2 separate regions of the Homo sapiens genome follow, and region 2 is linked to region 1. Evidence: read pairs that join two places in POLR2A ChIA-PET (ENCODE). Cell type or tissue: PC-3. All regions are shown on one strand. Each heading gives the region's core, and the rest is flanking DNA. Links, peaks and the distances in the headings are about the cores only. Region 1 overlaps CRCP (CGRP receptor component). Region 2 overlaps RABGEF1 (RAB guanine nucleotide exchange factor 1).

Region 1 (5,380 bases), core at 295-5,294:
CAAAGTGCTGGGATTACAGGAGTGAGCCACTGGGCATGGCTTTTTTTTTTTTTTTTTTTTTTTTTTTTTTTTTTTTGAGACGGAGTCTCACTCTGTCACCCAGGCTGGAGTGCAGTGGCGCGATCTCGGCTCACTGCAAGCTCCGCCTCCCGGGTTCACGCCATTCTCCTGCCTCAGCCTCTGGAGTAGCTGGGACTACAGGCGCCAGCCACCACGCCCGGCTCATTTTTTTAGTACAGACGGGATTTCACCATGTTAGCCAGGATGGTCTCGATCTCCTGACCTTATGATCCGCCCGCCTCGGCCTCCCAAAGTGCTGGGATTACAGGCCTCAGCCACTGCGCCCGGCCCCCCCACCTTTTTTTTTTTTTGAGACAAGAGTTTCGCTCTTGTTGCCCAGGCTGGAGTGCAATGGCATGATCTCAGCTCACCATAACCTCCACTTCCCGAGTTCAAGCGATTCTCCTGCCTCAGCCTCCCAAGTAGCTGGTATTACAGGCATGAGCCACCACACCTGGCTAATTTTGTATTTTTAGTAGAGACGGGGTTTCTCCATGTTGGTCAGGCTGGTCTCAAACTCCTGACCTCAGGTGATCTGACCGCTTTGCCCTCCCAAAGTACTGGGATTACAGGCGTGAGCCACCATACCAGGCATCTAAAAGTTTTTTAGAGCTATTAGAACTTAATAGACACATCTAGCAATTATAAACGTAGAAGCTGTTGATCTCTACAAAGCAGGAACTGTCTGCTCTACAGCTAACACTTTAGTATTATGTAATATATTCACATGCAATCAGACTTCTAGAAACTGCTTACCTATACAAAACTTCATATTCTCCTGTAGGACTTAGAATAGTACTCATTTTACGCCAGGCGCAGTGGCTCACACCTGTAATCCCGGCACTTTGGGAGGCCAAGTCGGGCGCATCACGAGATCAGGAGATCAAGACCATCCTGGCTAACACGGTGAAACCCCGTCTCTACTAAAAATACAAAAAATTAGCCGGGCGTAGTGGCGGGCGCCTGTAATCCCAGCTACTCAGGAGGCTGAGGCAGGAGAATGGCGTGAACCCGGGAGGCGGAGCTTACAGTGTGCCGAGATGGGGCTACTGCACTCCAGCCTGGGCGACAGAGCGAGACTCCATCTCAAAAAAAAAAAAAAAAAGAAAGAAAGAAAGAATAGTACTCATTTTATTGACATGTGTTTAAAGCAAATACTCTAAGTGCATTTTAAAGACTGTCTAGAAAAAAGTCCAGGGACTTGTGCACACAGAGGAGAGACCATGTGAGAACATATCAAGAAGTTTGCAATCTGCAAGCTCAGGCAAGAGGCCTCAAAAGAAACCAAACCTGCTACACCTTGATCCAGTCTCCCGAACTGTCAGAAAACAAGTGTTTGCTGTCTAAGCCACCCAGTGTCTGGTGCTTTCTAAAAGCAGCCTGGCAAATTAACATAGCAATGCTTGAGTAAAAAAAAAAACAAAACAACTGTCTAAATCTATACTACAGGCAGGCAGTTACTTAATTTCCTTAAGTAATGAATTAGATGACTGAAGCTGACTTTCCATTTGACACTTCTTGTAAAATTTGCTTAAAATGGTGAGTCAAGTGGATGTAAACAACTACTTGAGGAAACTGAATTCCAAATAAACAGAACAAAATGATCTCTTGGTGGACTTTCCTTAGAAGCAAACACATACACAAATGGCACATGCAAACAGTGCCTTTTTTTTTTTTTTTTTTTTTGAGACGGAGTCTTGCTCTGTCGCCCAGGCTGGAGTGCAGTGGCGCGATCTCAGCTCACCGCAAACTCCGCCACCCGGGTTCATGCCATTCTCCTGCCTCAGCCTCCCAAGTAGCTGGGACTACGGGCACCCACCACCACGCCCGGCTAATTTTTTGTATTTTTAGTAGAGATGGGGTTTCACTGTGTTAGCCAGGATGGTCTTGATCTCCTGACCTTGTGATCCACCCACCTCGGCCTCCCAAAGTGCTGGGATTACAGGCGTGAGCCACTGTGCCCGGCCAAACAGTGCCTATTAATTGCCACACAGTCAACTCTTACACAGGCAATGACGAAAATAATTGCTCAAATTCTCCTATGCCCAACCTATGCTATCAAGTCATGCTCTGAAAACCTAAACTCTGGTACAAGCAAACGGAGCAGCTTCTGAAGTCAATGAACAACTTAACTTGTAGCATTCTCTTGGGAGCTAGCAAATGAGTATCCTCTTTCCAGTCCTGTTACTGAGTTGTTATAGTACCTATTACCCACCTTTTCTAAATATGAGTATTTCCAGCTGTAAAAGGAAAGAAATCCTGACACTACCTCAAAAAGATGGTACAGAGGATAATGTCTATTTTCCCAATTATATATATTACGTTCAAGAATAAAAGAGTGGATACAAACTTTTCCAGCCATATAAATGATCATTTATAGACAAAGCCAAATAGCAAATACCTTATAGATAGAAATACCTAATTTTGCTATATAAATATTTTGCATGGTGGCGCATGCCTGTAGTCCCAGCTAGTCAGGAGGCTGAGGCAGAAGAATCGCTCGAATCCAGGAAGTGGAGATTGCAGTGAGCTGAGATTGCACCACTGCACTCTAGCCTAGGTGATGGAGTGAGACTCCATCTCAAAAAAAAAAAAAAATTGTATGCTTTTACTTGACGAAAATACATTTCCAAGTAATGGTCAAGAAATTTTTATTTTTAAATTGTCAATCAAATAAAGCATAAATATTCCTCCCCTTAAATAAATTTCTGGGCCAGCGCGGTGGCTCATGCCTGTAATCCCAGCACTTTCGGAGGCCGAGGCGGTAGAATCACCTGAGCTCAGGAGTTCAAGACCAGCCTGGCCAACATGATGAAACCCCATCTCTACTGAAAATACAAAAATTAGCCAGGCAGCTACCCAGTAGGCTCAGGCAGGAGGACTGCTTGAACTCGGGAGGCGGAGGTTGCAGTCAGCCGAGATTGCGCCATTGCACTCCAGCCTGGGTGACAAGAGCGAAACTCCATCTCAAAAAAAAAAGAAGAAATTTCAGGTATTATTATTATTATTATTATTATTATTATTATGTATTAGTTACTTAGTAGGTATTTCCTCAATCAGAATTTTAAAAAGTAGCAAAAACTTAGGGGAGCTGTTCATTGTGCCTCCTCACTTCAGGTTCTGGGAGTGTCTGATAGAGGTACAATATACAGGCATCCCCTGGTATTCACTGGAGATTGGTCCCAGGACCCCCACATATACTAAAATCCAAACATGCTTGTGTCCCAGAGAGCCTTGCAGAACCAGCAGCTAGGAAGCCAGCTCTCCACATACGTGGGTATATTCTCATCCCTCAAATACTATATTTTCATTCTCTGTGTTTGGTTGCAGATGTGGAACCTGCAGATATGGAGGGCCAACTGCATTTATTTTTTAAAATCTGCGTATAAGGAGATCCATGAAGTTCAAGCTCGTGTTGTTCAAGGGTCAACTGTATCTGCAACTCAAGGTTCTGCTAAAGATCCTAAGGAGCAGACTTCCAAAGGTCACGCCTCCTGTTGAAGACCAGGTGAGGACCAGAAGTTAGGCTTCCAGACCTTTCCACTCCAGGGCCCTTCCACTCCCAAATCACATGTCTATCTCAGGAAACCTCATTTTCCCATGAATTACTGGCTGCAAAATTCTTGATTGGTTACAGGAAGTCACTGACTACTTGGCAGAAGGGGACAGGCTGTTACAAGAACAAAACCCCGTGATTCAAACCATTTCACTTAGGAAAATCAGAAAATATACACGCCTAGCAACTAGGATGCTAGCTAATGAATTTATACAGTCGGCTTTCCTTAGCCTCAGGTTCCACATCCTTAGATTCAACCAACCTCAAATGAAAAACATGCAAAAAACATTTTTTTTTCTTTTTCTTTTTTTCTTTTTTTTTGAGACGGGGTCTCGCTCTATCGCCCAGGCTGGAGTGCAGTGGTGCGATCTTGGCTCACTGCAAGCTCCACCTCCCGGGTTCACGCCATTCTCCTGCCTCAGCCTCCCGATAGTAGCTGGGACTACGGGCGCCCGCCACAGCGCCCAGCTAATTTTTTCTATTTTTAGTAGAGAAGGGGTTTCACTGTGTTAGCCAGGATGGTCTCGATCTCCTGACCTCATGATCCGCCCCACTCAGCCTCCCAAAGTGCTGGGATTACAGGCATGAGCACCGGGCTGCAAAAAAAAATTTTAAGAAAATGCTACATTGTTGCTGACATGTACTATGTAGTTAGGCCTAGGATGGCTGCCTCTACACTGAACATGGATAGACTGCTTTTTGTCATTATTCCCTAAACAACACAGTACAACTACTATTTACACAGCCTTTACATTGCATCAGATATGACAAGTTGGTTGATAATCAAACAGTTTTTCCTCTGCTCTCACTCGACAACAATCAATACAGAAGACTTCTGTGACCAGATGTGTGGGGTTTTCTCTCTACCAATAAACAAGCAATCAATTCTGCAGCCAACACCAGCTGGGTACCCTCCAATCCAATTCATTTCAGACACTATCTGAAAACAGTGTGAGATTCCACAGGCTGAGGGCTCAGTCCCAGAAGACTGCCCCTACTTCAGACAGCAGTCACACAAGTCAGGGCCTCCAGAACTTCTCAACGGCGGGCTTCAAGCTGCAGTTCCCAAGACCTCCTCTTTAGGCTTCATTAATTTGCTAGAATGGCTCACAAAACACCTACTTAGGTTTACTGGTTTATTTAAAGGATATTACCAAGCATACAGATGAAGTGGTGCACAGGGTGAGGGATAGAGAGGGGGCGCAGAGCTCTATGCCCTCCCCAGGCATACCACCCTCCAGAAACTTCCACCTGTTAGACTATCCAGAAGTTCTCTTGGGCGTTTTGTAGAGATTTCATTAGAGAGATGATTGAAGCATGGCCAACCTCACAGTAATTGACTGGACAGAGAGTGTGATCTAATACTAAGACTGAGTGCAGACACCCAGCAAGGCCCATCCAGATTCTCCCTGGCCTCTGTGTGTGGTATTCCTTCCTACTGGGTAAGGGGCAGGACCCCCTCTGAAACAATCAGACGAGATAGGTCAGAGAATTTCTTTACAACCAGCTCTAAGACAGAAAGGCAGGGGATGATTAGAGGGCAAGAGACAGACAGAGCTTCTGTTTTCTGAGGCCTGCTTCTGAGGCTTAGAGTGCCCCAACATTCTAACAAAAGACTGTCTTTCACCTTTACTGCTCTGAAGCTGTCCCAAGGCCGCTTCAGGAACCTTGGACAAAGGACAAATACTTTAACAAAAGTTATGCTTACTGTTTTAGTCATTTAGGAAGTAATAAAGGCTATGGTAGTTATGAGCCAGGAACCAT
Region 2 (5,380 bases), core at 331-5,330, 620 kb before region 1:
AAATTCATTACAAAAGATCCACTGAGAAAGTATGGAAGGTAGGTGAAGAATGTGCAATCCACCTACTCATCTAGATAATCTAAAACAGATCCTTAAATCAGCCTAGAGATCTAAGTACTCGGATCACATTATTTTGCAGGCAAGAGAAATGCTTTTACGGAATGTTTTGATGTTATGTCACCGTCTTACACAAAAAGCCAATAAGGAGTTTTACTAACACACAAAGTAAAACTCGACACCCAGCCCTTTGAAACGCATGCTGGAAAGTCTTTGGGAATCCAAAGCAGAAATGATCTCTTTTGTCGTATGGTCACTGACCCATGTAACTGATTATATTTCTCTCTTAATTGGCTACTCAAAAGCAAAGCCAAATTTGTGGCCCTCTGCACTTAAGACTTCAGTCCAAGTGCTCTGTGTACACAGCTCATTCCTGTTTCCATCTTAATTTTCCCTCAGTCCTGCATTCCTCACCCACTTATCTGTTATGTTACCAACAGTATGTCGCACGTATCTTTGTAAGTCATTACAAACCCTTTCTGGAACAAGATGTGGAATAATGGAATAAGTAAATGATATGTTCCACTGAAAAAAATTATAGCACAATAAGAAAACATTTTCTTCGATTAATAAACATTTTCTATGTTCAATTTCTAATGGCATTTTCTTTTATGTGCTCCAAAGTACCTTCTAAAGGAAAAATGAAAGTGCTTAAAATTAGAAAATTCTAATTTTAAGAATTTAAATTTCCTCTGTACAACAGAGGAACTACAAAAATAAAACTTTCACTATGTATTTTTAACTGCAAAGCACACAGAAAATTATAAATATACCCCTATGTGAAAATCCCCCAAAAGCGATTTTTAATTTTAGCATACAGACCAAATCACCATAAATTCAATTACAGTTGTGTATTTATTTTGAATGGGAACTGAACAGACTAGCTTCAAATGTGGTTCATAAGGTCTTTGTACAATTCCTCCTGAGTTGTTCTGTGCCTAGCATAGAGGATGCTGCCAAACCATTCCTTAGGGTGAAACAGCAGAGAATTTAGAGCCCTCAAAACTCTTGTTACATTCCTGCTTCAGAGATTTCAGCAATCTGCTCACTGTTACTGGGGGAAAATTAAAAAGCTTAATACTCTCTCAGTGTGTAATATTTTACGCATTCATGAACACATACTTATTCTAACTTCTGACTTTTAACCACATTTAATTAATTGATCATAATAATGGTATTTGGCCCTCTTAATGACCATTGCCAAGAGAGCTATGCTACCAGAAACAAATTAAAATGTTCCACTAGGGCCGGGCACGGTAGCTCACACCTGTAATCCCAGCACTTTGGGAGGCCAAGGCAGGTGGATCACCTGAGGTCAGAAATTCGAGACCAGCCTGGCCAACATGGTGAAACCCCGTCTCTACTAAAAATAAAAAAATTAGCTCAGCATGGTGGCGCGTGCCTGTTAACACCAGCTACTTGGGAAGCTGAGGCAGGAGAATCACTTGAACCCAGGAGGCAGAGGTTGTAGTAAGCCAAGATCGCACTATTGCACTCCAGCCTGGGCAACAAGGCTGAAACTCAGTCTCACTCCAGCAAAAAAAAAAATTAGCCGGACGTGGTGGCAGGAGCCCATATTCCCAGCTACTCAGGTGGCTGAGGCACAAGAATCGCTTGAACCGGGGAGGTGGAAGTTGCAGTGAGTAGAGATCGTGCCACCACACTCCAGCCTGGGTGACAGAGCAAGACTCTGTTCTCAAAAAAAAAAAAAAAAAAAAAAGGTTATATTATAAATAAAAATTGCACTTCCTGCCGGGCACGGTGGCTCACGCCTGTAATCGCAGCACTTTGGGAGGCCGAGGCGGGTGGATCACGAGGTCAGGAGTTCGAGATCAGCCTGGCCAATATGGTGAAACCCCGTCTCTACTAAAAATACAAAAAAAATTAGCTGGGTATGGTGGTTAACTACTCGGGAGGCTGAGGCAGAAGAATCCTTGAACCCAGGAAGCAGAGGTTGCAGTGAGCCAAGATCGCGCCACTGCACTCCAGCCTGGGCAACAGAGCAAGACTCCGTCTCAAAAAGAAAAAAAGAAAAGTAAAAAAAAAAAATCACACTTCCTATCCCACTGACAGTAACTTCATTGAAAACAGGAATTTCACAGGAAACTTCAAAACAGCACCATAAAAGTATAATGTTTTCCTAAAGCATTTTAGGAGCTTTATCCAAACATCAAAGAGATAAACATAAGTTAAATAATATTAAGTGGGATAACTGTTATTTCACATGTTTACATATTGTAACAATAGTCCAGATCATTTAAACTCACTTCAGCCATGTGAAACAACACACATGATGTTTCTACAGTGCTCTATGAAAGAAGTGTACATTTAATAAGATTTTCAAGATGTTTGGCCTGTACTATGAAACTTCTTTTTATAGAGACAGGGTATCACTCTGTCACTCAGGCTGTAGTGCAGTGGCTTGATCACAGCTCACTGCAGCCTGGAACTCCTAGGCTCAAGCGATTCTCCCACTTTGGCCTCCCAAAGCACTGGTATTATAGGCATGAGCCACTGCACCAGCCTGAAACTCTTGGTTTTAGTGTGATCACTTTTTTTTTTTTTTTTTTGAGATAGAGTCTCACTCTGTTGCCCAAGCTGGAGTGCAGTGGCACAATCTCGGCTCATTGCAATTTCCGCCTCCCGGGATCAAGAGATTCTTGTGCCTCAGACTCCCGAGTAGCTGAGATCACAGGCGCACATCACCATGCCTGGCTAAGTTTTTTGCATTTTAGTAGAGACGGAGTTTTGCCATCTTGATCCAGGCTGGTCTCAAACTCCTGGCCTTAAGTGATCTGCCCACCTCAGCCTCCCAAAGTGTTGGGATTACAGGTGTGAGCCACCGCACCCAGCCTATGGTGTGATAACTTTACTGATGGGCTAAGAAGCCACTCACTTGGTACCATTTCTATTCTGAGTCACAGGTGTTAGGTTTACACAGGTATTTCCTACATTTGAGGGATAGGTCATCTCTGCTAGAGATGTTTCCTCTGCAGCCAATAAAAACCCACATGCCAGAAATTAAGCTCACACAGTCAAGACTGAAATTCTATGTCTCTAGCCAAAGACTCACATAAGTAAACAGAATTTTAGTTCTATATGTAGACATCACAATGAGTAAGTACTGATATCATTTTTTTTTTTTTTGAGATGGAGTCTCGCTCTGTCGCTCAGGCTGGAGTGCAGTGGCACAATCTCGGCTCACTGCAAGCTCCGCCTCCCGGGTTCACGCCATTCTCCTGCCTCAGCCTCCTGAGTAACTGAGACTACAGGCGCCTGCAACCATGCCCGGCTAATTTTTTGTATTTTTATTAGAGATGGGGTTTTACCATGTTAGCCAGGATGGTCTGGATCTCGTGACCTCATGATCCACCCGCCTCAGCTTCCCAAAGTGCTGGGATTACAGGCGTGAGCCACCGTGTGCGGCTGATAACATTTTTTTCACTGAAAACCAGCAACAAAAAATCAAAGAAATCAATGAGTTATTCTTATCAAATCAGTTAAGTACTCATTAAACACTTGTGTGCTCAATTGGGGTTGAGAAAGCAAAGAGAGAAATGAATGCAGAATTCCTGTTTACAAATTAGCCAGGTCAGACATCCTTATAGAAAGAAACAACTAGGAAATGAGTATACATTCACGTCAAGCATCTTTTTTTTTTTTTTTTTTTTGAGACGGAGTCTGGCTCTGTCGCCCAGGCTGGAGTGCAGTGGCGCCATCTCGGCTCACTGCAAGTTCCACCTCCCAGGTTCACGCCATTCTCCTGCCTCAGCCTCCCGAGTAGCTGGGACTACAGGCGCCTGCCACCATGCCCAGCTAATTTTTTGTATTTTTAGTAGAGACAGGGTTTCACCGTGTTAGCCAGGATGGTCTTGATCTCCTGACCTCGTGATCCGCCTGCCTCAGCCTCCCAAAGTACTGGGATTACAGGCGTGAGCCACTGCGCCCGGCTATCTTTTTTTTTTTTTTGTAGAGATGCAGTCTTGCTATTTTGCCCAGGCTGGTCTCCAACCCCTGACCTCAAGCAATCCTCCCACTTTGGCCTCCCAAAGTGCGAGGATTACAGGCGTGAGCCACCATTTCAAACATCTAATAAGCAGAAAAAATTAAAATACAAGATAGCAGTAATTAGCTGGGCGTGGTGGCGCGCGCCTATCTATGGTCAGTCCCAGCTACTCAGAAGGCTGAGGCACACAAATCGCTTGAATCCAGGAGGCAGAGGTTGCAGTGGCCAAGATCATGCCACTGCACTCCAGCCCAGTCACAGATCAAGACTCCGTCTTAAAAAAAAAAAAAAGAAAAGAAAAGAAAAGAAAAAAGCAAATAATCAAGCACTACACTGAAAACATTTATCCTTATCAGCTACATAGCAGCCTGTGTGTAAGAGTTACATAAAATTCCATTTTAGGGCCGGGTGCAGTGGCTCATGTTTGTAATCCCAACACTTTGGGAGGCCGAGGCTAGAGAATCACTTGAGGCCAGGGGTTGGAGAGCACCCTGGGAAACATACAAGGATTCCATCTCTACAAAAAAATTTAGCCCAAGTGTGGTGGCTCACACCTGTAATCCCAGCACTTTGGAATGCCGAGGAGGGCGGATCACGAGGTCAGGAGATTGAGACCATCCTGGCTGACACAGTGAAACCACATCTCTACTAAAAATAGAAAAAATTAGCCAGGCATGGTGGCGGGCATCTGTAGTCCCAGCTATTCAGGAGGCTGAGGCAGGAGAATGGCGTGAACCCAGGAGGGGGAGCTTGCAGTGAGCCGAGATCGCGCCACTGCACTCCAGCCTGGGCGACAGAGCCAGATTCCGTATCAAAAAAAGAAAAAAAAATTTAGCCAGGCAAGCTAAATTAGTAGGTGGCAGGCCTGTGGTCCCAGTTACTTGGGAGGCTGAGACAAGAGGATAGCTTAAGCATGGGTGGTGGAGGCTACAGTGAGCTGTGTTCCTGCCACTGCATTCCAGCCTGGGAGACAGGGAGAGAGAGAGAGCCTTTTTTTTTTTTTTAAATTTTTTTCTTTTTTTTGAGACGAGGTCTCGCTCTGTCGCCCAGGCTGGAGTGCATTGGTACAATCTTGGCTCACCACAACCTCCTAGAATTGCTAGGTTCAAGCAATTCTCCTACCTCAGCCTCCTGAGTAGCTAGCATTACGGCAGGCGCCATCACACCAAGCTAATTTTAGTGTTTTTAGTAGAGATGGGGTTTCACCATGTTGCTCAGGCTGGTCTCAAACTCCTGACCTCGTGATCCGCCCGCCTCGGCCTCCCAAAGTGCTGGGATTACAGGCGTGAGCCACCGCGCCTGGCCAGAGAGACCCAT

What was found. Peaks named below come from ENCODE experiments on the same cell type or tissue, not always from the same donor. Only the 100,000 strongest peaks of a DNase experiment are listed, where the experiment ranks them.
Region 2: POLR2A ChIA-PET joins it to region 1 with 6 read pairs; 7 of 35 experiments call an interaction of 5 or more read pairs at or near these places.

The regions. Positions count from the first base shown.
Region 1 is chr7:66,118,741-66,124,120 of GRCh38, reverse strand. The region is part of intron 1 of CRCP (CGRP receptor component); the gene reads right to left. Among named protein-coding and RNA genes, the nearest start is that of CRCP, 6.6 kb to the right of the region's middle. In PC-3, for the core only: no CTCF peak of the experiment used is centred there; no DNase peak of the experiment used is centred there; H3K4me3 peaks cover 443 bases; H3K27ac peaks cover 539 bases.
Region 2 is chr7:66,743,016-66,748,395 of GRCh38, reverse strand. All of the region lies in intron 1 of RABGEF1 (RAB guanine nucleotide exchange factor 1), which reads right to left. Among named protein-coding and RNA genes, the nearest start is that of RABGEF1, 5.0 kb to the right of the region's middle. In PC-3, for the core only: no CTCF peak of the experiment used is centred there; a DNase peak (open chromatin) is centred at 3,065; H3K27ac peaks cover 111 bases.